Linked DNA regions of Homo sapiens: regions 2 and 3 are each linked to region 1. The links are chromatin loops, found by intact Hi-C in ENCODE. Cell type or tissue: dorsolateral prefrontal cortex. All regions are shown on one strand. Each heading gives the region's core, and the rest is flanking DNA. Links, peaks and the distances in the headings are about the cores only.

What was found. A loop is a pair of places that touch in the nucleus more often than their neighbours do. Peaks named below come from ENCODE experiments on the same cell type or tissue, not always from the same donor. Only the 100,000 strongest peaks of a DNase experiment are listed, where the experiment ranks them.
Region 2: a loop joins it to region 1, with 4 times the contacts of the local background. A loop is called at or near these places in 84 of 110 quality-filtered maps.
Region 3: a loop joins it to region 1, with 2.7 times the contacts of the local background. A loop is called at or near these places in 2 of 110 quality-filtered maps.

What each region holds. Positions count from the first base shown.
Region 1 is chr5:36,409,372-36,420,024 of GRCh38, forward strand. No RefSeq gene overlaps it. Among named protein-coding and RNA genes, the nearest start is that of RANBP3L, 110 kb to the left of the region's middle. RefSeq lists an enhancer at 8,159-9,358 and a silencer at 10,136-10,430. In dorsolateral prefrontal cortex, for the core only: CTCF peaks have their summits at 5,601 and 5,802; no DNase peak of the experiment used is centred there; H3K27ac peaks cover 584 bases.
Region 2 is chr5:36,501,968-36,512,620 of GRCh38, forward strand. It overlaps LOC124900963 (a long non-coding RNA gene), which reads right to left and starts at 98. Exons shown (of 2, transcript XR_007058735.1): 1 at 1-98. In dorsolateral prefrontal cortex, for the core only: CTCF peaks have their summits at 5,562 (motif pointing left) and 5,764; a DNase peak (open chromatin) is centred at 5,574.
Region 3 is chr5:36,578,876-36,589,528 of GRCh38, forward strand. It overlaps the pseudogene RPL39P22. Among named protein-coding and RNA genes, the nearest start is that of SLC1A3, 22 kb to the right of the region's middle. In dorsolateral prefrontal cortex, for the core only: no CTCF peak of the experiment used is centred there; a DNase peak (open chromatin) is centred at 5,575; H3K4me3 peaks cover 748 bases; H3K27ac peaks cover 1,553 bases.

The sequences.
Region 1 (10,653 bases), core at 2,944-7,943:
AACTCTAATCTATGAAACTACTAAAAGAAAACAATGGGGAAACTCTCCCAGACAATGGAATGGGCAAAGACTTCTTGAGTAATACCCCACAGGTACAGGCAACCAAGGCAAAAATGGACAAATGGGATCATATCAAGTTAAAAAGCTTCTGCACAACAAAGGAAACAATCAACAAAGTAAAGCGACAACCTACAGAATGAGGGAAAATATTTGCAAACTACCCACCTGACAAGGGATTAATAACCAGAATATATAAGGAGCTCAAACAACTCTACAGGAAAAAAATCTAATAATCTAATTTTAAAATGAGCAAAAGATCTGAATAGACATTTCACAAAAGAAGACATGCAAATGGCAAACAAGAATACAAAAAGCTGCTCAACAACATTGATCATCAGAGAAATGCAAATCAAAGCTACAATGAGATATCATCTCACCCCAGTTAAAATGGCTTAGATCAAAAGAGAGGCAATAACAAATGCTTGTGAGGGTGTGGAGAAAAGGGAACACTGTTGGTGGAAATGTAAATTAGCACAACCACTATGGAGAATAGTTTGGAGGTGCCTCAGAAAAACTAAAAATAGAGCTACCATATGATCCAGGAAGCTCACTGCTAGATAGACACCTAAAAGAAAGGAAATCAGTATATTGAAGAGATATCTGCACTCTCATGTTTATTGCAGCACTATTCACAATAGCCAGCATTTGGAAGCCACCTAAGTGTGCATCAATGGACAAATAGATAAAGAAAATATGGTACATGTACACAATGGAGTACTATTTCACCACAAAAGAGAATGAGATCCTGTCATTTGCAACAACCTGAATAGAACCAAAGGTCATTATGTTAAGTGAAATAAGCCAGGCACAGAAAGACAAACATCATATGTTCTCACTTACCCATGGGTGCTTAAAATTAAAATAATTGAACTCATGGAGATTGAAAGTAAAAGGATGGTTACCAGATACTGGGAAGGGTACTCAGGAAGGAGTTGGGGCAAGAGGGGATGGTTAATGGGTAAAAAAAATAGTTAGAAAGAATAAATAAGTCCTAATATTTGCTAGCACAACAGGGTGACTATAGTCAATAGCAATGTACTTGTACATTTTTTAATACACCCCTCGGGTTGGTTTAATTATTTTCCCATAATATACCAGATATATTTCTTTTTCTTCACTTTTTTTTTTAATTATATGTTAAGTTCTGGGATACATGTGCAGAACGTGCAGGTTTGTTACATAGGTATACACGTCCCCTGGTGGTTTGCTGCACCCATTAACTGGTCATCGACATTAAGTCTTTCTCCTAATGCTATCCCTTCCCTAGACCCCCAACCCACAACATGCCCCAGTGTGTGATATTCCCCTCCCTGTGTCCATGTGTTCTCATTGTTCAACTCCCACTTGTGAGAACATGCAGTGTTTGGTTTTCTGTTCCTGTCTTAGTTTGCTGAGAATGATGGTTTCCAGCTTCATCCATGTCCCTGCAAAGGACGTGAACTCATCATTTTTTATGGCTGCATAGTATTCCACGGTGTATATGTGCCACAGTTTCTTTATCCAGTCTATCATTGATGTGCATTTGGGTTGGTTCCAAGTCTTTGCTATTGTGAACAGTGCCACAATAAACATACATGTGCATGTGTCTTTATAATAGACTATAATCCTTTGAGTAAACACCCAGTAATGGGATTGCTGGGTCAAATGGTATTTCTGGTTCTAGATCCTTGAGGAATCACCACACTGTCTTCCACAATGGTTGAACTAATTTACACTCCCACCAACAGTGTAAAAGTGTTCCTTTTTCTCCACATCCACTCCAGCATCTGTTGTTTCCTGACTTTTTAATGATCGCCATTCTAACTGTCGTGAGATGGTATCTTATTGTGGTTTTGATGTGCATTTCTCAAATGACCAGTGATGATGAGATTTTTTTCATGTTTATTGGCTGCATAAACACTTCTTTTGAGAAGTGTCTGTTTATATCCTTCTCCCACTTTTTGATTCTTTTTTTGTATACTCTAAGTTCTAGGGTACATGTGCACAACGTGTGGGTTTGTTACACAGGTATACATGTGCCATGTTGGTTTACTGCCCCCATCAACTGGTCATTTACATTAGGTATTTCTCCTAATGCTATCCCTCCCCCAGCTCTCCAGCCCCCGAGAGGCCCCGGTGTGTGATGTTCCCCACCCTGCGTCCATGTGTTCTCATTGTTCAATTCCCACCTATAAGTGAGAACATGTGGTGTTTGGTTTTCTGTCCTCATGATAGTTTGCTGAGAATGATGGTTTCCAGCTTCATCCATGTCCCTGCAAAGGACATGAACTCAACCTTTTTTATGGCTGCATAGTCTTCCATGGTGTATATGTGCCACATTTTCTTAATCCAGTCTATCATTGATGGACATTTGGGTTGGTTCCAAGTCTTTGCTATGGTGAATAGTACCACAATAAACATATGTGTGTATGTGTCTTTATAGTAGCATGATTTATAATCTTTTGGGTATATACCCAGTAATTGGATCTCTGGGTCAAATGGTATTTTTAGTTCTAGATCCTTGAGGAATCACCACACTGTCTTCCACAATGGTTGAACTAATTTACACTCCCACCAACAGTGTAAAAGTGTTCCTATTTCTCAACATCCTCTCCAGCATCTGTTGTTTCCTGACTTGTTAATGATCACCATTCTAACTGGCGTGAGATGGTATCTCATTGTGGTTTTGAGTTGCATTTCCCTGATGACCAGTGATGATGAGCATTTTTTCATACTTATACATTTTTAAATAATTAAATAATATAATTGGATTGTTTGAAACACAAAGGATAAATGTTTGAAGTGATGGATACCCTATTTAACCTGATGGGATTATTATGCATTGCATACCCGTATCAAAATACCTCATGTAACTTATAAATCTATACACCTATTATGTACCCATAAAAATTTTTTAAAATTTAACGAAAAAATAATACAGTACTAAAAAAAAAAAAGAAATAAAGAAAATAAATGAAATGACCAGACAGGTAGGAAGTGTGTTTTCTGGATTTGAGTGTGAAATTACTTATGAGCAATTGTTATTTAATTGATTTAAAGCACAACAAACCATTTGAATTATAAAAGGGATGCTTGATAAATCTCTTTACATAATTCAGTGTGGCCTGGAGTGCTCGTTGCTTCTACTTTTGAGTAATATTTCCAAATATTTAAGACACGTAGAGCAATTTTAACTGAATGAACATCTACAAAGAGCCTACATCTAACATCATAATTAATGGTAAGACACTAGAAGCTCTTCCGTTAAGATCAGGAACAAGGCAAGTATGTCCCCTCTCATCACTCCTTTTCAACATCATACTGAAAGTCCTAGCTAGTGCAATAACACTAGAAAAGGAAATAAAAATTACATTGAGTGGAATATGAAAACTCAAAATTGCCAACATGCCAGATCTTCCTTACTTGCTATAGCAGTCCCAAAGTCCCAGCAATTTCTTTTGTGGATATCAACCAACTGATTCTAAAGTTTACATGCAGAAGTGAAAGACCCAGAAGAAGCAAAAAAAAGAAAAAATTGGAGGAAAAAAAAAGACAGAGGACTGACACTACCAGATTTCAAGACTTACTATAAAGCTACAGTGATTAAGACACTGGGGTATTGAGGAAAGGATAGACAGATCAATGGAACAGAAGAGAGACCCCAGAAAGACAACACAATGGAACAAAGAGTATTTTCAACATAGAGTCAAACAACTGAACATTCACAAGGAATAAAAAGAATCTAGACATAGATTTTCCGCCCTTCACAAAAATAAATTCAAAATGAATCACAGACTTAAATGCAAAATCCAAAACTACAAAACTCCTAGAAGATAACATGGGAGAAAATCTTGATTACCTCAGGTATGGTGATGACTTTTTAGATACTTCAAAAGGCACAGTCCATGAAAGAAATAATTGATAAACTAGACTTTATTAAAATTAAAGACTTCTGCTCTTCAAAAGACACTCTCAAGGGAATGAGAAAGCGAGCAATAATTTTGGAGAAAATACAAAAGACATGCTGATGAAGGACTGATATCCAAAATATACACAGAATCCTTAAAACTCAACAATAAAAAACATGACAACCAAATTTAAAAATGGGCAACAGACCTGACAGTTGCCTCAACAAAGAAGATATACAGATGACAAATAAGCATATGAAAAGATGCTTTACATAGTATGTCATTAGGGAATTGCAAATTAAAACAACAGTGATATCACACTTATTAGAATAGCCAAAATGCAAACCACTGACAACCACCAAATGTCGACAAGGATGTCAAGCAAGAGGATCTTTCATTCATTGCTAATGAGAATGCAAAATGGTACAACCACTTTGGAAGGCAGTTTGATAGTTTCTCACAAAGCTAAACATATTGTCACTATACAATTCAGTAATCATGATCCTTAGTATTAACCCAAAGAAGTTGAAAACTTAATGTGTTTTTCCAAAAACCTGTATATGAGTGTTTATAGCAGCCTTATTAATAATTGCCAAAACTTAGAAGCAACCAAGATATCCTCTGGTAAGTGAATGAATACATAAATTATTGTCCATTCAGATAATGGAATATTATGAAGTACTAAAAAAGTAAGCTATCAAGCGATGAAAAGGCAAAAGGGAAGCATAAATGCATATTAATTGATAGAAGCCAATCTTAAAAGGTTACATAATGTATGATTCCAACTATTAAATACAAGACACTCTGAAAAAGGCAAAACTATAGACATAGTAAAAGGATCAGTGGTTAGCAGGGGTTAGGGAGGACAGAGGGGTGAATAGGCAGAGCACAGAGAATTTTTAGTGCACTGCATTAGTCTGTTTTCATGCTGCTGATAAAGACATACTTGAGATGGGGCAACTTACAAAAAAAAAGAGGTTGAATTGGACTTACAGTTCCATGTGGCTGGGGAAGCCTCACAATCATGGCGGAAGGCAAGGAGGAGCAAGTCACATGTCACATGGATGGCAGCAGGCAAAGAGCTCGTGCAGGAAATCTCCCCCTTGTATAATCATTGGACCTCATAAGACTTATTAACTATCACAAGAACAGCACAGGAAAGACCTGCCCCCATGATTCAATTACCTGCCACCAGGTCCCTCCCACAACACGTGGGAATTCAAGATGAGATTTGGGTGGGGACAGAGCCAAACCATATCAGGCAGTGCACCTGTCAGTATGATATTATACATGTCATTAGATATTTATAGAATCCACAGAATGTACGTTAAGAGTTAACACTAATGAAACTATGGTCTCTAAGAGATAATGATGTGGGTTCATTGATTGTAACAAATATGCCACTCTGATGAGGGGTGGTGACAATGGAGGAGGTTTTATGTATGAAGGGGCAGGGAGGATATGGAAATCTGTATACCTTCCACTCAATTTTGCTCTGAACCTAAAACTGAAAGCCTATTTTAAAAATCTGGAATAAAATTTTTTAAAATTGCATGTTAAACTCAAGAATTTTTTGAAAGTTTTCATATAAGAAAATGAACTATGTTCCTTGTGGTCTAATAAGAATATTATATTTCCTTCCTGAAGGTGGCGTTTGTGTACCATGGTCAAAGAATGCTTCCCTCATTTGTTAAGGGAAAAAAAAAAAAAAAAACCTTTCCCGGACAGTAAAACATCTCATAAAACTGTCATGAGTAATTCCAGCAGCTGAGCTGAAATGGACAGCTACTCAGAACACCTTTGCTTTTCCATGACAGGGGTGAGATTTTATAAATTAAGGTTATAGACTTACCTGCGAACACTGGGACCTATAACTCAATTTACAGATACCTTGAAGCTGAAAGAGTGTTTGCAGAGCCTACACTCTGGGATGTGTTACAGGCACAAGGAAGTTCATGAGCTAAGACAGGCCACTAAATCTAGCTAAGATGGCTCAACAAAAATGAGAGTTCTCAGGCCTGCGCAGAACCTGTGACCAAGTTGCTGTTAGCCATAAACACCTGCATTGTGGGAGCTATTTGAACTTGAGAGAAAAATCCCCTAATTAAAAGGCACCTAAGCCCAAATTCTGCATAACAATTTGCTCTGGAGCATGTTAAACTCACAGATTTCTGGACTTCAGATATCCTAATGTCAAGAGTGTCATCGGGGCACAGGAATCTACATTTAAGAAGCTTCCTAGGATGGACGATTACTCAGATATATAAATAGAACAAACTCCTGATATAAGCAGCAACATGAACAAATCTCAGAAACAAGATTCTGAGCAAAAGAAACCAGACACAAAAGGGTACACACTGTGTGTGTGTGTGTGTGTGTGTGTGTGCGCGCGCGCGTGCGCATATCTATATATACACACACATATACATAACATATAAAGTATGTGAGTATATATATTATATATATATATAAAGTTATAGAATGAATACAACTCACCAATAGTTATAGAAATCAGGTCAGTGGTTGTATAGGGCAGGAGGTTAGGTGGATTGACTGTAATGGGGCATAAGAGAACTTTCCAGTGTGATAGTAATATTCTACATTTTTATTGGAGTGGCAGCTACATGGGTGTATACATTTGTCAAAACTCATGTAACTGTACACTTAAACTATGTACATTTAATTGCACATAAATTGTACCTTGATAAAGCTGATTTAATAAAACAGACTTCCTAGGTGATTCAAACATACATCTGGGTTTGGGAGCCACTGATCCTTTGCTACTGGAGAATGACCAGATCATAAGTGCACTTGAGCCACACTGGGGCTCCTGTGTGGCATTTTTATTTCCATTGACAGAACTTCTGAGCCCCAGGGCACCTTCCAGACCAAGTTGTCTGACTTCTAGGTTTTCTATATGTGTTAGTCAGGGCTCTCTAGAAGGACAGAACTAATAAGATATGTGGATATCTGAAAGGGAGTTTATTCAGGAGAATTGACGCACACGATCACATGGTAAAGTCCCACCATAGGCCGTCTGCAAGTCGAGGAGCAAGGAAGCCAGTAGTGGATCCGTCTGAGTCCCAAAACCTCAAAAGTAGGGAAGCCGACAGTCCAGCCTTCAGTCTGTGGCAGAAGGCCCGAGAGCCCCTAGCAAACCACTGGAATAAGTCCAAGAGTCCAAAAGCTGGAGAACTTGGAGTCTGATGTTTGACAGCAGGAAGCATCCAGCACAGGAGAAAGACGAAGGCTGGAAGACTCAGCAAGTCTGCTCTTCCATCTTCTCCTGCCTGCTTTACTCTAGCTGTGCTGGCAGCTGATTAGATTAAGGCTGGGTCTACCTCTCCCAGCCCACTGACTCAAATGTTAATCTCCTTTGGCAACACCCTCACAGACACACCCAGAAACAATACTTTGCATCCTTCAATCCTAATCAAGTTGACACTCAATATTAACCATCACACTATATGCAAAACCTGAAGCTCAGAAAGGTTGAGAGACTTTTCCAAAGTCACACAGTAAAATACCAGCAGATATCAGATCTGAATTTCTGACAGCTTTTGCTATTCTCAGTATCACACTGCATCCAAAGGAAGAAGAATGAGAAGTGGAGAGCAGATGCTCCTTGCTCTGATTTTGCTCATTTACCCTTCATTACCATCTACAGGATGGAGCTACCTGGTTACCTGAGCCAAGGAAATAGAATACAGTCCAATTTTATAAGGAATGGCTGAAAGACTTTGGTTTCAGACTTGTTTATTTACTCATTCAACGAATAACTAACCAATATTTGTTGAGTGCTTTCCAGTCACAGTTTAAGGCACAAAAGCCAGTAGTGAATAAAACACACAAGATCTCTGCCTTCAAAGAGCCTATTATCATCAACAATAAAGAAATAAGCAAATACATGAACAAGAAAATTTCAGATGGTGGAAAGTGCTTGAAGAAAACAAACAAGGTAATTGATAGAATAACTGCAAAGGAGGGTCTATTTTAGCTGGGCTTTTCAGAACAGGCTGTGCTTGAGATAGTGACAGCGAGGAGCATGAAATATGGCTGGAGATGGTGGAGAGACTGAAGGCAGCTATCTCAAACACGTCAAGAGTTGTCATGTAGAGAAGTGTGCTTGCCTCATGCTGACTCAGAAGGTGAAGTGAGAAAAAATCTGAGTGCAAGACAGAGGTTGAATTCAGATCAGTTTAGGGAAGAACTTTCCAACCTAGAAGAAAAGGAATTAATATTTACTTGAAGCGTACTATGTCCTAGCTTCCTTATTTGTAATATTTTGTTTAATGCTTTAAAAAACTGTAGGTGGTAAGTGAAACAATATCTATTGGAAGGAGCGATCTCCCCCTCTCAAGAAGTATGCATGCTCCCTGGCTAAGATAGAGACAGATGAGTGAGGGGTTCCTTAACCTTGCGGATCCGTGCCCCTGCAGATGCTGCCCTAATTATGTCATAGAAACCAATGGAAAAAGGAAATCAGATTCCCCAGATTCCACCCCCGCCCTCGCCCCAGGTAGTGAAAAGTTAGTGAGACTTCTTGAAAAACAATAGGGTGTTTCCAGGTTAACTAAGCTTTAACCTTTAACCAAATTCTCAGGAAGGGCTTCCCTGAATATTCTCCCTGTGGAATGCAGCAGAATGGCACTCTAATGCCTCCCTCAAAGAGAAAGTGATAAGGCCATGAGCTGCTCTTGAGGATGAATACCAGCAGGAGTGGGAAGGGTGCTGAGCTACCTGTGACCTATAGAAACTCTGCCTGGCTCACTTCCCTTCATTAAGAGAAAATGTGCTTGATTCACTTCAGGAAAATGAGATTATTTATGAGAAAGAAGTACCCTTGATTGGAGGCTCTTAAACAAGTGGCTTTCCAGAGAGAACAGTTAAGTCTCCACCACAGACAGCCCTGGGAAGAAAAAGACAGCCCTAGATATTTTGGATAATTTGGGCATTGACCTTCCTGAGGACTAGTGCAAGGAATGAAGTAAATGAGCTCGATTCCTTTCATTCTGTGAGTCATAGCTTCGTCGAAATTACTCAATTGTTGATCCCACTTGGCTCCACATGGAAGGCAAAGTTCAAGCTATAGTACAGGTAGCAACATGATCCGTGTACAATTGTGCAAAACACAAAATTCCCATAGGCCAGGCACACTCCCATTGCCTTTGGATGGTGGCTCATGAAGATACAACCATGTCCTCTGTCTTTTGTCCTATCCTAAGTTGTTATCTCTTAGGCCATAAACTACTCAAAGGCCCAGTCTTCCCTTCTTTCTAGCACCATGCCTGGCAGAGAGAGAGACAAAAGGCACCTGATTAGTGTATGATAAACGAATAAAGTTTCATAAGTCCTACTTTTCAGATCCTAATAATAGCTCCCAGTGCCCGGGAGTATGCTGAACACTTTACAGGTATTACTGCATTTACTCCTTAAAACAACCCTGTGAAATGAGTACTATTGCCATCATTATTGTTTGAATCATCACTATTTTCACATGAAGAAAGATCTAGACTTGAAGCCACTATGCTATAATGCAGGTTGGTTTTTACCCTGTTGATGTGGGATGTGCCACAGGCAGCATGTGGCAAACCTGGAGACTGCTTTGTCCCAAACCAGAGTCAATGTCTCAACTTACACCATTGCCAGTTTCTTAGTAATTTGGGCACTACGTGGGTAGAGGTGACACTGTTGAATAGAGAGAAAAAAGCCAAAAGGCAGGAGTAACTTTTCTGCCTCTGATTTTCCCTTGCTCTTCTCTGTTTTCCAGTGCTACCAAGGGGCATACAGACTGAAATCTCCATATTAAAGTGAATCCACAACTTGTAATAACCAGTGTGTGGGGGAGTCTAGGATGGCAGACTAGGGTTTTGATATCTAATAGCAAAAGATTTTTTGCTTCTAACTTGATAAGGTGTGAAGACTTTTAGCACTTTATATATGAAGCCTACATCTCAATTTATTTTTAAAGTGTGACCATTTCAGAGTTTACTAAGTGCTAGACACCATGCCAAACCCATTCGGTGCATTATCTCAATTAATTCTCAGGACAACAAACAGCCCTACCAATTTAAATTGTTTTCCTTTAGCTTCAATGTAACGTATTGGCCTGTGGGGAAATGAGCAGGTAGTGGTGACAGCTAAGGGCTGGGCACTCAGCTACAGACAGGTGGAATAAATTTAAAAGTTTTGGCAGGTGATTTTCATCAAACAATGCAAAAAGAACTGTCTCCTTGACAACCTGCATGTCCGTCTTGGTCAACTCCTGATGAACCAAGACAGTCACAGGACTTCAGAACCCTATGCAGCCATGGGGAGGAACCACACTTGGTTCTGAGCTAGCAAATCTTTCACCTCAAAGAGTGCATAACCCAAGAGAGAGATAAGTTATCTGTTTTACAGCAGGAAACACACACACACACACACACACACACACACACACACACACAGATCTGGGTTTCAGTTTCATCTTTAAAAACTAGGGTTCCTGAACTTCTTCATCAGGCAAAGCCATCACAAACCTACAGACCACCTTTTCTTGAATTAGAAGAAGACACCCCTTTTGAGAAAACTTAGTGAGTTTGGTGCAGTGCTTGGTGAGCAGACTGTAACGCTTGTGTCCTTTGCTCCAGGATCACGCAGCTCTGTGCCACAGTCCATATCTCAGTGAAAAAAAGCACAGGTCTGTATTTCATTTCTGACTTGT
Region 2 (10,653 bases), core at 3,549-8,548, 93 kb after region 1:
GTCCCCCTGGCTGATATCTGAGGCCCCCTCTGGCCCTCACAATGATCTAGTTGTAAGTAATGAGGTGAAGTCAAGTCAGCTATGAGGTCAACCTCATGGGAGGCAGCTTGGTTCTCCAGTATTCCTAACAGTTCTATAAGCTCCCAATATTCTTCCAGAAAATTTGCTTTTGCTCTTTTTAGCTAGAGCTGGTTGCTGATGCTTTCAACCGAAAACTCAGGGAACTCCAGATCACTAGGCAGTGGGTAGAGTCAGGGTGCCAAGGTCAATTATGTTTGTGGAACTCAAGGCTAAACAAAGCTACACCATATTCTTTACTGCAGGCTTTTTCAGACTCTTTTTCATGGCCATGTCTTTGTGACTTTCCAAATGAGAATATCATATTTGGAGTTTCCTAAGCCATCTCTATCACAGATCCTTTTGGTTGTTGTTTTATTAAAGCGATTTGGAGGACCTGTAGCCTGGGCTTCCTGGCTTCTGAGATGTTTCACTTTTGTCTTTAAGTGTTATATGTGTGCAAACTCTGACCTACCAGCCAATTTTAGGATCTTACATGAAGAAACCTTATTGTCCACTTTCCTTCACCCTCATAAAATGCTAGGTATAAACTGATTACTACAGTAAAGCAAAATTGTACTTCAAACTCCTTGTGATGCAGCTATCCCATAACCACAAAGGCTTAATGTGATTAAAGCCACAATAAATCGCAGACGCTCTTCATGAGGCCAAGAGAGCTGACCCATGTCACGTTGCCAAAAAGCAGTTTTCATGATTACTTTCTGCCTGCCCAGGATTCCTGTGGTTTCCACTGGTAAAGTGATCTCTCATTTCCTGACATTATTGCTCTCTTACTGCCATTCCCTGCATTGTATCACGGGACTCCTGGAAGGGTCAGCTGCCATGGGGATAGAGAGAGGATGCACTCCCAGGCATAGCCAAATATTGATTATCCACAGAAGGTTTAACCACAGCTCCGTCAGCAAACTGTGGTTATCAATGACGTGATCACTGCCACTAAGGACACTCTGCTCAACCCAATGTTTTATTTAATTCAAAACTTTTATCAAATTTGTACCAAACTCATACCACATGCCAAACTTTGGAAGATTATCTCATGCTTTCTGCTTCTTACCCTATGTTAACTCTTGAGGAACTGCTGGGACCTAGAAATTCCTGTAGTACATTGTCTAGAGAGCAGGGACTCTGGCCTGAAAGAACTGCAGATTCCTAACTCATCTCAGTGTCCTCTGGGTAGAGAAGGCAGGTGCTCCTTGGCATTGTGTGTTTCAGCTACAAAAATAGACACACAAAATGTAAGCTTAAACCTGTAAGGAAATTTTTTTTAACAAATCTTTCTGACAAAAAAATTTGTCTCAATTTGATGTTAGAAATTATTCATTCCTGGGACTTTCTTCAATAAAGAAGATTCACTTAATGCAAAATAACTGTTTAACTAAAAAGAGGAAGAGAATACATTCTATGTCTTAGTATTCACAACTAAGCACCTTGCTTAGGATGCTCTCATGCATATTATATATATGTATGTATATTACATGTACATTTTGATATGTGAAATAAACATTGTAAGATGGCTACTTTTATTAGTATTCCCACTTTATAGAGGAGGAACTTAAGACATAGGAGGTTAAAAATCTTGACAAAGGTCATATTGTTAACAAAAAGCAAAGTTGGCACTGACTCCAATGTTTATTACACATACAGCTACTATGCTCTGTTCCTAAGAGGTTTGCTGAGACATTGATCCCATCCACCCTCCAGGGGAAGATGGAGTCCCTAAACCCAGTAGCCTCTGGTCATGAGCATTTGCATCTGTTCAACCCTCTTCTGCTCACCTCCCCACATAACCCTGAGCTGTACAAACTACCACCATTTTCCAAATATGCCGGACATAGTAAATGTTGTGAAGCATTGATTTAGCCCCCTAGGAAGTCACTTTCTGATTAAAAGGTAAAAGCACTGGGTGGGTGGAAACCCCATAAGTAACCATGTGCTGAGGGCGACCTTTTTTCTTTTAGGACTAGGCTGAAAGGTCAGGAGCTGGGGGCAGGGGCAGCAGATCAGGGAGGCTGTCATTCCTGAACAAATATGGTAGGATAATTAGGCTGAGTGCCCCTAAGCACTGAATGACATTGCTGAAGTCAGGAAAGTCTTCATGGACGTAGTCAGAAGGCTGTGTCTGTCTAGAATGGGCTCAGAAAACTACAGCTACAGCCAGACCTGTGAGCCAAATCCAGCCCACAGCTTTCCTTTTGTATAGTCATGAACGAGAATGTCTCTTATATATTTGCAAGGCTGTAAACAAAACAAAGACTATGATAGGGACTATTTGTGGACCTCAAAGCCTAAAATATTTGCTATCTGGCCCTTTACAGAGTAAGTTTGCCAACAGTCTGGTCTAGAATTCACCCATGACTCCCATAAGAAAGCCATAGGTCAATGAACATGAAGCTAGAATAAAAAACATTGTGAGTTTGCAATGGCTCCACTTGCAATTTTATGGCCTTTGTGTAACTCTTTAAAGCAGACATACCTTACTCTTTGGGAACAAAGTTTCAGTATTTGGTTGGAAAGAAGGGAAATGGAAAATAACCTTCTGTTTCCCAACTTTACACCTTCTGATTTAGTAAGTCTCCAGGTACTTTGTGAGTTCTTTCCAGGCAGATTCTGTGAGAATGAACAGCTTCAAAGATGTTTCCAAGAGTGGGTATGAGAGATCTTAATCATAAGAAAGAAAATATTAATGCCTATTGCATATCAGAAACTGTCACATCTCCTGAATCAAAAATTCCATGCAGCCTGCCTCCATTTAACAGATAACTCACTAGATCTCAAAAGGGTTGCCCAAGATCAAACAGCAGGTAAAAGGCAAACTTGGGATGCAATTCTTGGTTTTCTGATTAAAAATCCAGTGTTCCTTTTCCTATACTCTACTCAAGATAATGAATTTGAAAGTGTTTCAGATGGAGAATCCAAAATCCAGGGGCCCAGCTAGTCCCTGGTCCCTCAGCTGATTAAAGAGGGTATCAGACTAGAGGATTATAAGGCCTCACCCAGCTCCATCCTTCTGTGATTATTTTTGAGAAATGATGTAAATAAAATAGAAGGGGAAGCTCAGCTCAGGTATGCAATTTATGCTTCTGGCTTGTCAAATTTCCTTGAGGTATGAGGTCAGTGGGGGTAAAGGGAACATGGCCAGACTCATTTAAGAGAGAGATGCATGACCAATTTCTGCATGCAAAAGGCCTCCAAAGCTGCAGGCATGGCAGCCTGACTCAACAAAGACTTCCTCCCACTCAAACACATGTAAATACTGGATAAATATTTTAAAAAGCTAAAATACCTAGCTTGAAAGAAACCCAAGATAATTCCCAGGTGCCAGACACAAAAAGAAAATTTAAACTCAGAGACATAAGCTTCAACTAACACAAGAAGGACCAGGAAAGAATCAGGCCTGGATACGGGCCCTACAGTAAATTTGGCCTGGAGGCTGCTCGGGCTGGAACTTATACCTCTGTTTAAAACTGGGACTCTCAAAAATACTTCCAGGACTTGAGAGGGTAACTAGAACTTTGTTTACTGCCTGGGGATGACAGGAAGCAAGCTATCTTTTCTGGACTGTGGGTGGGAAAAAATATATACATCCTGTGAAAAGCCCCAAACCTAACCTGGGTATGGAGTATGAATTTAAGCTATCTACATGTTATAAGAATCTCAAGCAAGATATTAACATCATTACTGGCCCATAACCAGTGGAGCCACAGGAATCTAGAGAGAAGTGATATCAAACTGCTCCGTAAGGAGTTATCTGTAACCCAGAGTATACAGGACTCTCACTAGAAGGAGAAAAAGCTTATAGTAAATAATTACTAACCATATGATTAAAAAGTATCAGCAAGGAGCATCAGCTGATACAACACATGGAAAAATAATGAGGCTGAAAGCTAGAAATAATGAAATAATCTCAAAGATGCTGAAAATAAGTATGTTTCAAGAAGACATAATAAACACATCAAAATGATAGGATTCTTAAAAAGCAAGCAAAGGACTTAAAGATAATCAAATTGAACTTTTTTAACAGAAAAATGTAATCATTCAAATTTTAAACTCAAATTAAATAGCAGATTAAATGCACTTAAAAAGAACTAGTGAGCTGGTAGATTGATTTGAGAAAATCATCCAGTATGAAACACAGAAAGATAATAACATAGAAAATCTTAAAGAGAGTTTGAGAGCCATGGAGGGTCGACTGACAAATTCCAACCTGATTGAACTATAAATTCTAGAAGAGAATGGAGGGAAGGGGGTTAGAAACAACTCAAAGAAATAATGGCTGGGAATTTTTCAGAATTGAAGAAAGCCCCTGAATTCCAAGTAGGATAAAACAAAACAAAACAAAACCAACAAAAAGCTCACAAAACTACATACGTTGGAGCCAAATTTTTAAACAAGAAATAAACTCTTAAAAGCACCTGAAATAAGACAGGCACAGAAAGACAAACATCACATGTTCTCACTTATTTGTGTGATCTAAAAATCAAAGCAACTGAACTCATGGACATAGAGAATAGAAGGATGGTTACCAGAAGCTAAGAAGGGTATTGGGGGCTGTCGGGGAGGTGGGGATGGTTAATGTGTACAAAATAAATTAGAAAGAATAAATAAGACCTACTATTTCATAGCACAACTGGGTGACTATAGTCAGCAATAATGTAATTGGACATTTTAAAATAACTTAGTAATTGGATAGCTTGCAATTCAATGGATAAAAGCTTGAGGGGATGGATACCCCATTCTTCCTGATGTGCTTATTTCACGTTGCATGCCTGTATCAAAACATGTCATGTATCCCATAAATATATGCACTTACTATGTATCTACAAAAATTAAAAATAAAAAAGCACCTGAAAAAAGATATGACACCTAAAAAGAAATGACAATTAGGCTGACCAGAGAATTATTATTAGCAACAATAGAAGAGTTTCTCTTATACCCAACTAAACTAAAAATATTTTCAAAAACTAAAGCTAAAAAAAGTTTACCATTGACATCTATTGCTGAAAAAACTACTAATCTGATGTACTTCAGAAAAAATATAATTGAACTCAAAACAGGGTGTGAAGCAAGAAGAAATAATGAGCAGACAGGTTAATCAAAAGCATTGATTTAAAACAGCAAGATCATCTAATCCAGAAGAGCCAAAAGCAAGCAAAACTAAAATACTAAGGAAACATAACATGGAAGATTGAAGGGGCAGTTTTAAATCTTTGTATATTGGGGAGGGGAAACAAAGAAATATTGACCAGTAAAGTATGCATGATAGAATTTTTACTGTAACTAATAAAATATTTGAAATAGAAGGAATACGTTCAAGCCAATAGAAGGAGATGAAGGAGTGTTGTAATGAAAACAAACAAAATAATAAAAGAAAAAAGGAAGATGAAGAGGAAAAATAAAAGCACATGGACAGAGTTCTTGGAGGTCTAGTTTCTGGTTCAAATTCAAAACTCATCCCAGCCCCTGTTGAGGTTGGGCGCCACCTGGTGGTGATCATCTACTCTGGCTTGAATATTGATGGGTGGTTTCTGAGTCCAGGAACTGGCTGGGGACCCACTCTCTGCCTCCACTGCCTGCCATTTCTCCTCTGCCTAGTCCTCTTCCACATACGTAGAAGATGAAGACTTTAATTCACCTCCTGATTAAGAACAAGGGCTGGGCAGACCGTGGGAGCTCATCACCGACTGCGTTAGACCAAAATTTGTGTTTTGACCAGGAGTTATGACATTCAAAGAAATAATAAAAGCTCAAAATTTATGATTGAATATTCAACTCCAGGAGTTAAAAAAAAATGAACAGGGTAACCCAAGGAAAGCAGAATGAAAGAAATGACAAAGGTAAGTAAGGATTCAATGAGTTAGAAAATAAACAACAGATGTCAAGAAAATCTAAGTTTTTCTTAAAAGGTAACTAAATTAACACCTGGCACAGAAAAAAGTATACACAATTAAAAATGTTAAAACGGAGCATAATTGGGGATGTTCCAAGATGGCCAAAAAGGAACAGCTCCGGTCTGCAGTTCCCAGCATGATCAATGCAGAAGACGGGTGATTTCTGCATTTCCAACTGAGGTACCTGGTTCATCTCATTGGAACTGGTTGGACAGTGGGTGCAGCCCACAGAGGGCAAGCTGAAGCAGGGTGGGGCATAGCCTCACCCAGGAAGTGCAAGGGGTCGGGGGATTTCCCTTTCCAAGCCAAGGGAAGCCGTGACAGATTTCCCTTGGCTAGGAAAAGCCAAGAAAACAGGACCTGGAAAAACAGGACACTCCTGCCAAAATACTGCACTTTTCCCAAGGTCTTAGCAACTGGCAGACAAGGAGGTTCTCTCCCGTGCCTGGCTCCATGGGTCCCACACCCACAGAGCCTTGCTCACTGCTAGCACAGCAGTCTGAGATCAAACTGCAAGGCAGCAGCCTGGCTGGGGAAGGGGCATCCGCCATTGCAGAGACTTGAGTAGGTAAACAAAGCAGCCAGGAAACTCGAAATGGGTGGAGCCCACTGCAGTTCAACAAGGCCCACTGCCTCTAGACTCCACCTCTGTGGGCAGAGCATAGCTGAACAAAAGGCAGCAGACAACTTCTGCTAACTTTAACATCCCTGTCTGACAGCTCTGAAGAGAGCAGTGGTTCTCCCAGCACGGCATTTGAGCTCTGACAACGGACAGACTGCCTCCTCAAGTGGGTCCTGACCCCCATGTGGCCTAACTGGGAGATACCTCCCAGTAGCAGCTGACAGACACTTCATATAGGTGGCTGCCCCTCTGGGATGAAGCTTCCAGAGGAAGGATCAGGCAGCAATATTTGCCGTTCTGCAGCTTCCGCTGGTGATACCCAGGCAAACAGGGTCTGGAGTGAACCTCCAGCAAACTCCAACACACCTGCACCTGAGGGACCTGACTATTAGAAGGAAAACTAACAAAACAGAAAGGAATAGCATCAACATAAACAAAAAGGTCATCTACACCAAAACCCCATCTGTAGATCACCAACATCAAAGACCAAAGGCAGAGAAAACCACAAAGTTGGGGAGAAACCAGAGCAGAAAAGCTGAACATTCTAAAAATCAGAGCACCTCTTCTCCTCCAAAGGATTGCAGCTCCTCGCCAGCAACGGAACAAAGCTGGACAGAGAATGACTTTGATGAGTTGGCAGAAGTAGGCTTCAGAAGGTCAGTAATAACAAACTTCTCTGAGCTAAAGGAGGATGTTCGAACTTATTGCAAGGAAGCTAAAAACCTGGAAAAAAGATTAGACGAATGGCTAACGAGAATAAACAGTGTAAAGAAGACCTTAAATGACCTGATGGAGCTGAAAACCATGGCACGAGAACTTCATGACTTATGCACAAGCTTCAATAGCCAATTCAGTCAAGTGGAAGAAAGGGTATCAGTGATTGAAGATCAAATTAATGAAATAAAGGGAGAAGAGAAATTTAGAAAAAAAAGAGTAAAAACAAATGAACAAAGCCTCCAAGAAATATGGGACTATGTGAGAAGACCAAATCTACATTTGATTGGTGTACCTGAAAGTGATGGGGAGAATGGAATCAAGTTGGAAAACACTCTTCAGGATATTATCCAGGAGAACTTCCCCAACTTAGCAAGGCAGGCCAGCATTCAAATTCAGGAAATACAGAGAACACCACGAAGATACTCCTCAAGAAGTGCAACCCCAAGACACATATTTGTCAGATTCACCAAGGTTGAAATGAAGGAAAAAGTGTTAAGGGCAGCCAGAGAGAAAGGTCAGGTTACCCACAAAGGGAAGCCCATCAGACAAACAGCAGATCTCTAGGCAGAAACCCTACAAGCCAGAAGAGAGTAGGTGCTAATATTTAACATTCTTAAAGAAAAGAATTTTCAACCCAGAATTTCATATCCAGCCAAACTAAGCTTCATAATTGAAGAAGAAATAAAATCCTTTATAGACAAGCAAATGCTGAGAGATTTTGTCACCACCAGGCCTGCCTTACAAGAGCTCCCCAAGAAAGCACTAAACATGGAAAGAAACAACCAGTAACAACCACTGCAAAAACATGCCAAATTGTAAAGACCATCAATGCTATGAAGAAACTGCATCAATTAACAGGCAAAATAACTAGCAAACATCATAACGACAGGATCAAATTCACACATAACAATCTTAACCTTAAATGTAAATGGGTTAAATGCTCCAATTAAAAGACACAGACTGGCAAATTGGATAAACAGTCAAGACCCATCAGTGTGCTGTATTCAGGAGACCCATCTCACATGCAAAGACACACATAGGCTCAAAATAAAGGGATGGAGGAAGATCTACCAAGCAAATAGAAAGCAAAAAAAAACAGGGGTTGCAATCCTAGTCTGATAAAACAGACTTTAAACTAACAAAGATCAAAAGTGACAAAGAAGGCCATTACATAATGGTAAAGGGTTCAATACAACAAGAAGAGCTAACTATCCTAAATATATATACACCTAATACAGGAGCACCCAGATTCATAAAGCAAGTCTTTAGAGACCTACAAAAGAGACTTAGGCTCCCACACAATAATAATGGGAGATTTTAACATCCCACTCTCAATATTAGACAGATCAATGAGATAGAAGGTTAACAAGGATATCCAGGACCTGAACTCAGCTCTGCAACTAGCAGACCTAATAGACCTCTACAGAACTCTCCACCCCAAATCAACAGAGTGTACATTCTTCTCAGCACCACATCACACTTATTCTAAAATTGAGCACATAATTGGAAGTAAAGCACTCCTCAGCAAATGTAAAAGAACAGAAATCACAACAAACTATCTCTCAGACCATGGTGCAATCAAATTAGAACTCAGGATTAAGAAACTCACTCAAAACCTCACAACTACATGGAAACTGGACAACTTGCTTCTGAATGAATACTGGGTTAAATAATGAAATGAAGACAGAACTAAAGATGTTCTTTGAAACGAATGAGAAAAAGACACAACATACCAGAATCTCTGGGACACATTTAAAGCAGTGTGTAGAGGGAAATTTATAGCACTAAATGCCCACAAGAGAAAGCAGGAAAGATCTAAAATCGACACCCTAACATCACAATTAAAAGAACTATAGAAGCAAGAGCAAACAAATTCAAAAGCTAGCAGAAGGCAAGAAATAACTAAGACCAGAGCAGAACTGAAAGAGACAAAGATACAAAAAAACCCTTCAAAAAATCAATGAATCCAGCAGCTGGTTTTTTGAAAAGATCAACAAAATTGATAGACCACTAGCAAGACTAATAAAGAAGAAAAGAGAGAAGAATCAAATAGATGCAATAAAAAATGATAAAGGGGATATCACCACTGATCCCACAGAAATACAAACTACCATCAGAGAATACTATAATCACCTCTACACAAACCAGAAAATCTAGAAGAAATCAATAAATTCCTGGACAGATACACCCTCCCAAGACGAAACCAGAAGACGTGGAATCTCTGAATAGACCAATAACAGGCTCTGAAATTGAGGCAATAATTAATAGTCTACCAACCAAAAAAAGTCCAGGACCAGAAGGATTCACAGCCAAATTTTACTAGAGGTACAAAGAGGAGCTGGCACCATTCCTTCTGAAACTATTCCAATTAATAGAAAAGGAGGGAATCCTCCCTAACTCATTTTATGAGACCAGCATCATCCTGATACCAAAGCCTGGCAGAGACACAACAAAAAAGAGAATTTTATACCAATATCCCTGATGAACATCGATGCAAAAATCCTCAACAAAATACTGGCAAACCGAATCCAGCAGCACATCAAAAAGCTTAACCACCACGATCAAGTCGGCTTCATCCCTGGGATGCAAGGCTGGTTCAACATACGCAAATCAATAAATGTAATCCATCACATAAACAGAACTAACGAGAAAAACCACATAATTATCTCAATAGATGCAGAAAAGGCCTTCGACAAAACTCAACAGTCCTTCATGCTAAAAACTCTCAATAAACTAGGTACTGATGTAACGTATCTCAAAATAGTAACAGCTACTTATGACAAACCCACAGCCAATATCATACTGAATAGGCAAAAACTGGAAGCATTCCCTTTGAAAACCGGCACAAGACAAGGATGCCCTCCCTCACCACTCTTATTCAACATAGTGTTGGAAGTTCTGGCCAGGGCAATCAGGAAAGAGAAAGAAATAAAGGGTATTCAATTAGGAAAACAGGAAGTCAAATTGTCCCTGTTTGCAGATGACATGATTGTATATTTAGAAAACCCCATCATCTTAGCCCAAAATCTCTGCAAGCTGTAGCAACTTCAGCAAAGTCTCAGGATACAAAATCAATGTGCAAAAATCACAAGCATTCCTATACTCCATTAACAGACAATCAGAGAGCCAAATCATGAGTGAACTCCCATTCATAATTGCTACAAAGAGAATAAAATACCTAGAAATCCAACTTACAAGGGATGTGAAGGACCTCTTCAAGGAGAACTACAAACCACTGCTCGAGGAAATAAGAGAGGACACAAACAAATGGAAGAATATTCCATTCTCATGGATAGGAAGAATCAATATTGTGAAAATGGCCATACTGCCCAAAGTAATTCATAGATT
Region 3 (10,653 bases), core at 3,560-8,559, 170 kb after region 1:
CAAATTTCGACTTTTTTTTTTTTTTTTGAGACGGAGTTTCGCTCTTGTTGCCCAGGCTGGAATGCAATGGCACCATCTCGGCTCATCGCAACCTCCACCTCCCAGGTTCAAGCGATTCTCCTGCCTCAGCCTCCCGAGTAGCTGGGATTACAGGCATGTGCCACCACGACCAGCTAATTTTGTATTTTTAGTAGAGGTGAGGTTTCTCCATGTTGGTCAGGCTGGTCTCAAACTCCTGACCTCAGGTGATCCACCCGCCTCAGCTTCCCAAAGTGCTGGGATTACAGGCATGAGCCACCGCACCCAGCCAAATCTTGACTTTTTAAATTGAGATCTTAAATATTTTAGCCCAAATATTTTTACAGGTACTGTTTTTTTCCTTTAGACTACTTTTTGCAACAAATATTTTTACAAGATGAAATTTATTTTAAAGTGTCCCTTTTTATGATTCTTCTAAATATGTAATCAAATTTAGATTCTGCAAAATAATAGGTCTTCTCAATTTCCATCCATTCTAGACTGTAACATAAACTTATAAAATTAAAACGAAAATCTTCATCAAAAGATTTTTCCCATATGTTAACCTATTTCACCACTTGAGCTCTCATCGATTATTTTTTTTGCTTCTTCTCTTGCTTCTATGTATTTGAAAGCTTTGTTTTTAATAACTACAATTTGCTATGCACTTAAAAATAAGTTTTTAGTTGTTTCTGTCACTGAATAATTTCATTAAATATTTTCAACTGATTTTGAACAAGATGCAACCAAAATGAAGAGAACTTTCTTCATCATTATGGTTGATGTTTAGGTTGATTTCCCAAGTAATTCTTCAAAAAGCTCAAACCTTTTTTTTCTTTTTTTTTTTTAAGTTCCGGGATACTTGTGCAGAACGTGCTGGTTTGTTATACAGATATACATGCGCCATGGTAGTTTGCTGCACCTACCAACCCGTCACCCTGGTTTTAAGCCCCACATGCATTGGCTATTTGTCCTGATGTTCTCTCTCCCTTCACCCCACCCCCACCCCACAGACCTCAGTGTGTGTTGTTCCCCTTCCTGTGTCCATGTGTTCTCATTGCTCAACTCCCACTTATGAATGAGAAGATGTGGTGTTTGGTTTTCTGTTCCTGTGTTAGTTTGCTGAGGATGATGGCTTCCAGCTTCATCCATGTCCCTGCAAAGGACATGATCTCTCATTCCTTTTTATGGCTGCATAGTATTCCACAGTGTATATGTACCACATTTTCTTTGTCCAGTCTATAATTGATGGGCATTTGTGTTAGTTCCAAATCTTTGCTACTGTGAATAGTGCTGCAGTAAACATATGTGTGCATGTATCTTTATAATAGAATAATTTATATTCCTTTAGGTATATACCCAGTAATGGGATTGCTGGGTCAAATGATATTCTAGTTCTAGATCCTTGAGGAATCGCCACACTGTCTTCCACAATGGTTGAACTAATTTACATTCCCACCAACAATGTAAAAGCATTCCTATTTCTCCACACCCTTGCCAGCATCTGTTGTTTCTTGACTTTTTAATAATCGCCATTCTGAGTGATGTGAGGTGGTATCTCACTGTGGTTTTGATTTGCATTTCTGTAGTGATCAGTGATGTTGAAAAAAGCCCAAACATTTTTAAGGTCTGATTGATGATGCATGGCAAAGAGAAAGTATATACTGCCATCTGAAGTTTTTTGTTTGTTTTTTAACATCAGCTTTATCATAAAAAAATCAGTTACTCTATATACACATAAAAATATGTGTAAAATTTAACCACTAGCAATTCCTATTTAAATTGGTAAAACACCAAAATCTGCTTGGAGGCAATTAGGAATTGTGTGTGCACCACTGTCAATCCAAGTACACTTCTGTTTTATAGATATCATGATTAGAACATAGTTTTTACCATGGTGCTATGCTCTGCCAAAATTTATATTCATGTCACCACAGACACAAATAATTTCATTTTCAATGTTGAACTTTTCCTTGAATTCATCTCAGTATGCATAATGGTGTCAGATGTTTTGCTTTCAACAAACAAACTTCCAAAAGCATAACTTGATTTCATGAATTGTCAGGTGAAAAGAAAGTTAAGTCATTAACTGGAATGAGCTTGATCAATTTTCTATTTGAAACATCTGATGACTTTGATATACAATTGGAATTATTTAACTGTTTGCAAAGTTCTTCTATTGTTAATGGAGCCAACAGTTCAGCATGGCTTTGCACATGCACAAGAAATGTTGGTACTGAAAATGATTGAAATTAACTTAGAAGAACAGACATTTAATCTAAATGAAAAGTCACTTCAAAGAATGATGTAGAAATAAACCTTTCCACAGCTGCACATATTAAATTGTTTTCTCTGACCACAATCCTCTTAAGATAACTTCCAACTTTGAAGTAGGTGCTGTTGCTTTTTCGGCAGATGCGTGTCATCTGCTTTTTATAGGTTTAGTGATATCACTAAAACCCTTTGATGGATAGTAAATGTCAACATTTTTGTGCAAGTTCTATATTCATCATCAGCTATCTTGAAAAATGAACATTTAAGACCTAATTTTTCATTAAATATGCTCTTTCGGGTTGTTGGTTTTGTTTTGTGTTTGTTATCATCATTGTTGTTGATTTTCCTTTTGTTTTTTAGCTCATTGCTGCTGAAAGTACTTTTTACAAAATTTTTAAATAGAGTTACAAAATAGTAATGACCAAACCATTATAGCAAGAAAGTTTATATTATTTTCTGAATATGACACTTGTATCACTACTATTGAGCTTTATATCCACCACATATGTCTCATATACCCATCCTGTAATTTCCTGTATTTCCTACTGATAGACAATCTTGTGGTTGTGAGTCTTCCCAGCCATGGCTGGGTACATACAGGGCACAACTGACTGGTAGACCAAGTGGCCAGTAGAGACAGCAGCGTCAAAGCGCAGAAGGGGCGAGCTGTCGCTATTCACTCAAGTGTGAGTCTTTCCAGCTAGCTGCCTGCATGCTGTTCTTGGAAGGAGAGGTTAATTTCATTGCATCTGAAAAGAGGTGGAGAAAAGAATATGAGTTATCATTGGTCCTCTTTCCAATTTAACCACATGTTAGGGTAAAAACTCTGTTTACTGCACATGCATCTTACATGTGACCGTGGCAGAACCAAAAGTACAAGATAGAGGGCTACCGTATCCATTTTCTGTGCTACATAACAAATTTCCCTCATCTATAAAATGGGCATAGCAATGGGTCTACTTGTGGGGTTTTTGTAACAAATAAAAGAGTTAACAATACAAATATGATTGGGTTAAGGAAATATATAAGAATTAGGTATTATTATAATAATTATTACTGCTTTCTAGAAAAAAACAAATACTATAATACTTTCAACAATTCCTCATTGTTGAAATTGTTAGAAACCAAGTTGTTTTTCAGACTCTTCACTGTCATGAATGCTTTCTTCGTGTTCCATTTGCCAATTCCTGCCACTTTATAGTTGTATTTCTGTAAATAATAATTCTACTGCTACAACCTCAGCAATTAGCTTTTATGGGCAGTCATGTTACGTATTTGTTGGCTTATATTAAACTTAAGATTTTTTTAAAAAAATGTACACCCAAGTATATTTCATCTAAACCATTACTAAGCCATAGTTTCCCACTTCAAACTCAAATAGCTGGTTTTATGAAAGTACACTTAGAATTTTCCATCCAACCCTTTTTATGTAATCTTGTTAGTTTCCATTCATAGCTCTATTTCTTATGAGATCTTTTTGATCATCCAAGTTATTAGCTTTGGATTATTTGTCATTAAGAGCATAGGTTTGGGCCGGATAAGGTGGCTCACGCCTGTAATCCCAACACTCTGGGAGGCTGAGGTGGGTGGATCACCTGAGGTCAGGAGTTTGAGACCAGCCTGGCCAACATGGTGAAACCCCATCTCTACCAAAAATGCAACAACAACAAAAAATACATAAATAAATAAAATAAGCTGGGCGTTATGGCGGGCGCCTGTAATTCCAGTTCCTCAGGAGGCTGACCCAGGAGAATCGCTTGAACTCAGGAGGCGGAGGTTGCAGTGAGCCGAAATTGTGCCATTGCACTCCAGCCTGGGCAACAAGATCGAAACTCCATCTCAGAAAACAAACAAACAGGCCGGGCGCGGTGGCTCACGCCTGTAATCCCAGCACTTTGGGAGGCTGAGGCTGGCTAAAACGGTGAAACCCCGTCTCTACTAAAAATGCAAAAAATTAGCCAGGCGTGGTGGCGGACGCCTATAGTCCCAGCTACTCGGGAGGCTGAGGCAGCAGAATGGCGTGAACTAGGGAGGCAGAGCTTGCAGTGAGCCCAGATCACGCCACTGCACTCCAGCCTGGGTGACAGAGCAAGACTCCGTCTCAAAAAAAAAAAAAAAGAACATAGGGTTGGGTTGTATTCAAATAATTCTAGGCCTCAATACCAGCTCCACTCTTCATTAATTCTATAGAATTGGGCAATTTCAATCCATTTTCTCATCTGTCAAATGACAATACTAATAAATATTTCACATCACAGGATTCTTGGGGTGATTAAATGGTATAATAGTTGATACCTGTCAATATAGTATATGAATAAAATATTTTATAAATGATATTTATTATATATAACATAATATTAGATTTTAAATGCAACATGTCAAATATTACTATTTATATAATATTAATAAAATATTGTTATGAAAAATTATTCGCCAGGATAAAAATAATCACCAGGATAATAATAATAAAAATAATTTTAAAAAACTATATTCTAATAGAGACTTCCTTCTAGTAGGCATATGACAATTTTAATAGCTACAAATCCATCTGTCAATTTTAAAACTTTAGCAGCAAGAATGATATTACTGTACTAAGATAGTCAACATAAATTTTGATTGACTTCTTACACTCAGATCTTTCTTTTTTCGCAAATGTTTTGTGCCTTATTCATATTTTATTCTTCAGCTCTTTGAATATATCCATGTCAGTGTATCCACCTCAGAAAGTAAGTTCCTGAACAGACTTAACCAGACACCTACACTACCCAGAGGGAGCACACTGGGACAGAAGTCTGCTGCCTGGGAGAGCACGCACACAAAACACATTGCAAGGCAGCTCATCCCAAGGGCTGCACAAATCCTATTCCATCCGAAGAAAAAAGTCACCTATTTCAGAGCCACACACAGAGCAAGCACTCTGTACACATGGAGATAGCATTCCCAGCACTGCTGTATGGATTCCCTCTTCTCTCCTGGTGCCCACATGAACTTGCCCTAGGATATCCTACATTCTCTCTCTCTCTCAGTCCACTTATCTCCCCTCCTACACAAAAACAAATTTTCTCTCTCTCTCTCTCCCTCCTTTTCTCTCTTGGACTTTGGGAGTGTCAAGAAAGAGGGGTGGTGGGGAGGGTTACACTGGATCTTTTACATAATCTTTGAATGTTTAGCAAAGCACAGAGCTTCTCAGGGCATTTCTCCCCACTGCACAGCCAAGGCACCCAACCCAGCTGTTCCATTCACTATTGTCCTGGCAACCCGGCGTGGTTGATCTTTCCCTTGTCCTACTTTTTTAAAAGCCCTTTCATCACAGCTTTTCCCTTTGGAACATAACAAGAAGGGACAGAGGTGAAGGAGTGATGGCCGCTCCTTGTCACATTCTCCACATTACTAGGTGGCCTGCACTGCCTGGGCAGCCACCCCATCCCCAGACTCCACCCTGCTGAAGTGCCCCTTTCCTGCTGGCATTGGGGCTAGGTCTGACTGCAGTGCGGTCCGCTGGCCCTGTCCACCTTCCACTTTGCTCCATTTCCCTTTCCTCCGAGCGCTTTCGCCACCATCAGGCCCTGGTTCAGCCACTGCTGCTGGCCAGTGCCCTTCTGCTAAAGAGCAACAACTCCCTCGTGAATGCCAGAATCATCCTTAAAAAGTCTAATGGAGAAGCTAGTTCTTTAATATCTCAGCTCTTAATCTCCCTCCTCCAGAACCACAATAATGCTCTGGCCTCGCCAGATGCCTCCGTTACATGTTACTTCTACACACAGGGAGAGACGCTATTCACACTTTCAGGGTGTGTAAACCGAGACTCTGAAAGATTAGTAACTGGAAGGAAGGAGACAAGACTATTTCTTCAGTGTGTAACAGACTCCAGCTTTACACACACCACCTCCAGGTAAATGTTCCTGGGGCTGGTTACTGATGCTCACAGTCATTAGGCAACTCACCCGACACTGGAGCTGAACCTAACTCCTCCAACTCCAAACCCAGCATTCCTTCTAGAATTTGAGAAAGAACACTTTTCCCCAGATATCTCAGGAATAAAATGGCTCCCTCCCGAAGGCTCCCACCTCCTCCCACAGCCTCATTACCTTCATAGCTACCTTTACCATCCTGGAGGGTAAGGCTGCCATTTTGTTCACCTTGACATCAACTCTCTGTCTCCCACACTGGAGATGCTCAACAATATATGCTTTATGGAGATACTTTAAGACAGACAAAGGTCTCATAGAGGGAAAGCTTTTATTAATACTTAGGATCAACCTCATACACAAAGGCGATTGGAGACACTGACATTTTTTCCTAGGTGAATCTGCTCCTAATCTGACCCTCCCACCCAGCGCCATTAAAAACACAACATACATTTCCTTCTTCTGTCTATCCATGGGAGTTAGTAATAACCTTTATAGCATTTATTACGGTGTGTCAATATAACTTCTTTCTCATTCTATCTCTCCACCAGGCTGGGAGTTTATCAAGGATAAGACACCCTGTAATTCATTTCTGTGATAGATGAATAGTAGGTGGTAGGTAAATGCTTTTTGAATGAATGAATGAAGATTAAATGAACCAGAATCTCTGCTTGAAATAGGAGGTGGGGAAGGTTGACATTGTCTATGAAGTTGTCAGACTCTTTGATCTATTGAATGCTAGCGTTCAAAGGCACTTTAGAAGTGAAGCCAAATTCCTTCATCTTACCAAGAGGGAAGCCCAAAGAAGTTTAGCAACTTGCCCAAAGTTGCACAATTAGCCACTGAGCTGGAACTAGACCTCAGGTCTTCTGGTTTCCAGTTTAGTGACTCCTGTCCTTTTGAGAATTTGTAACAAAGAGGAGGGAAGACTTAGAAATCTCCCAAAGTGTCCCCATTTCTCCTTCAACCCAAGTTCCTTTAGAAGCCAGCCCAAAACTGTTATCCCTTTTTAGGGGCCTTATATCCAAGGCAGCTGTGGGAGATCATGAAGAATTTGAGCTGGGGTGGCTAAGGAAAGCCAGAACTCCCCTGATGTTCTCTCCCCTTCCCTCAAAAATTGCTTTCACTTCTAAGAATTTACCTTCATCTGTAAGGTGGACAAAGTTTTATATTGAAGGACTTTTATCACAAAGTTATTTATAATAGTAAGCATTTTGCACAATATAAGTGTCCAAAACCAGGAAAATAGTTAAATAAATCATGGTACAGCTATACAATGACTATTACGCACTAACTGAAAAATCGCATTTTGTTAATACAATGAATTCATGCATGACATAAAAATATTAATATTAGCTAACAATTAATGTTTACCATATGCCAGGTGCAAGCTAAGAATTTTACATGTCATCTTATTTAGTCCTGACAGCAAGTTGTGAAGAAGGTACTATTATTACCTCCATTTTGCAGAAGAGGATACTGAGGTTTAGAGAGGTTAAGTAATTTGCCCAAGCTAAAACAACAAGTAAGGACAGAGTTAGAAACTTCAGAAAAATGTCTTTATTATAAAGTTATGTTTTAAAAATCTGATGTACAACTTTCTGTATTATATTATTCCAACTATCTAGTTATTTTATTCAAAGAAAATATCATCAATGTAGTTGTTCCTGGCTAGTAGAAATACGTACAGCTTTTGTTTTCTATAATGTGCAATATTTTTCAAATGTTCTATAATGAATAAATATTTCTCTTACTTTATTTATTTGTTTTGTTTATTTAATTCACAGCGAAAGCTTTTTAAAAAAGTAATGTCTCCTGGGGAAATGGCAGCTACATCATCAGAATTTGAAAAAGAGGAAAAGAGGGGATACCTTAGAAAAAGTCCATAGGAAAATGAGAGAAGTTGAGCCATCTGGCTGCTGGCACCCTACTCCCTCCTCCTCCAAGCCTCTTCCCCTTCACCAGTAAGAACATTCCCAACTCAGGACCCAGAGTAGCAAGACAGGAGCTGCTTGTCTTGCAGTACCAACCATCGGTGAGATATAGATATATGGTTCAGATTTTGCCTCTCAGATCCACTTGTGCCAAACTCAAGAGCCAATGACCCAATATAAAGGAATCGCGATGTCTTTTTTCTCCCACTTGAACATTTCCCAAATTTCAAATTAGTGAAAGTTGCTGAAAATTGGGTCCCCCACATAGAAATGATGGCCATACTAGTAATGAACAGTTAGTGAGAGCCAACATTCCCCAGTCTTCACACTGAACAATCTCTCTGTGGCACTGGAACCTGCTTATGTTTGTCTACGTTCATTTGTTCAACAAACTTTCATTGATCACACAGTATATGACTTTTTCCCAAGCATTGACAATACAGAGGTTAAAAAAATACAGACCAGCCCCCTGTCCTCACAGAATGTGTCTATAAACTCTTAGCATTCCTCCCCTCAAGCCCTGGAATATGGCCTGGCCTTGGTGACTTGTTACTCCTTAATAAAATGCAGCAGAAGTGTCACCATGTCACTTGGTAGTAAACAGCAATGAAACTTCTCCTTAGCTTTCTCTGCAGTGCTCTTGGAACCCAGCCACTATGCTGCAAAGAAACGCAGACCACAGGCAGAAGCCTCATATAAGAGTTCTGGCTGAGGGTCTCGACTGAGGGCTCAGTTGATGGCCACTATCAACTACCAGATACATGAATGAAGAAGGTTTTGAGATGATTCCAACTCCAGCCCTCATCTGGCAAGTAAATGAGAGACCCTGAGTGAAACCTGCCAACCTGAGCAAAGGCAATCTTTCAAACTGTGAGAGGTAATAATAATAAATAATGTTTATTTGTTTTACACCACAAAGTTTGAGATTTTTTTTTAGGCAGCAATAGATGAGTTTACGGTGTAGCAGGGGAAAGCAGACATTAAATAATTATCCAAAAAAAGAAATTACATTATAAGAGTACCGTGAGATTCTTCCCTTTCCTGGCTCACAAACCAGAACTGCATCCCAGTTCGTCGCTATGCCCTCCCAGCTTCTCTCTCCTTGTTAATGGCATCTCTGTCCTGACAAAAACTAAAACTGCAGAATTTGTGTCATTCTGCACTATTTTTTTCAGACTCATACCTAATTGGTAATCATATCCTGCTGATTCTACTTCCAGAGGTACCTCCCATCTGGCTCTTTCTTTCCAATCCTACCACCACCTGGGACCACACTGGGCCCTGAGAATCTCATCCCTGGCTTATTGGAATGCCCTCTCCAGTCAGTCTCACAGCCTCCATTCTCTTCCTTGTCAATCCATTCTATTCTCTGCTTTCAGACATATGTTCCTATACCAGGTCATCCCCAATTTTTCCCTCCCCTGCTCACAAAACTTTACTATCTCTTCTCACTTCCCGCCCTCTTCCTTTCTCCACCATAATGTTGTGTGCTTGACTTAGCTTCTCACAAGACTTTTGGGATTAAGTGATTCCCGGCCAAGAAACAAAAGCAAAATCGTCCTATTCCCCAGTGGATTCGGATGAAAATTGGTAATAAAATCAGGCACAACTCCAAAAGGAGACATTGGAGAAGAACCAAGTTGGGTCTATAGTGTGCCACATGAGATGGCACACATATTTATGCTGTCTGAAGGTCACAATCATGTTATCATATCAAACTGAAAATGTCACCACTATCTGGAGAGCTGGACATGTTTTATTGGGAAGATATTTTTCCTCTCTGTACCTGTTACAAACCCACTGGTTGATTGAGTTGAGTAATAAATATGTGAGACCTTCTGTTTAAAAAAAAAACCAAAACTTTACTATCTCTTCATGGCCTAACAAATGCAGGCCAAATGCCTTAGACCTTTCCTGGTCTGCGGTTCACCTCTGATCTGGCTTTATTTTCCATACAGTTCTGCTACTGCCTGCTACACTCCGATAATCTGGACTTCTCCACACACTCTGAATGCCTCTTCTCTTTGATGCCTCTGAGCTCTCTATCCCCCCATCTGGATGTTTTCTTCCTTCCCCATGTGTCCAGGAGTCTACCTCCTATGACTTTCAAGGCTCTTATAGCAGCGATTGTCATCAGTCCTAAGGCCAGCTAATAATGATAGCTGTGACTGAGATGGCTTATGACCGAACATCTTGCACAATGGAAGTTAGGAGTTTTAACTGAGCGTGCGGTCAGCTAGAGACTACAGTTCCCACCCTTCTAATGCAACTTGGCACAATCAGGTGACTAAGTTCTGGAACATGGAATGTAATCAGAAGTGAAATGAGCCACTTCTGGGTGATGTCCTTAAAAAGATGAAGCATGTCTTCACCTGGCCTTTTACCTTTCTTGCTTGCTGGGATGTGGTAAGAGCCAGAGCAACCATCTTGGTCTTAGAGCTGGAAGCCATGTTAAAATGTGGAGGCCCCCTTATAGCCACAGAATTCCTACCTCTGGACAGAGAGAAGAATAAACCTCT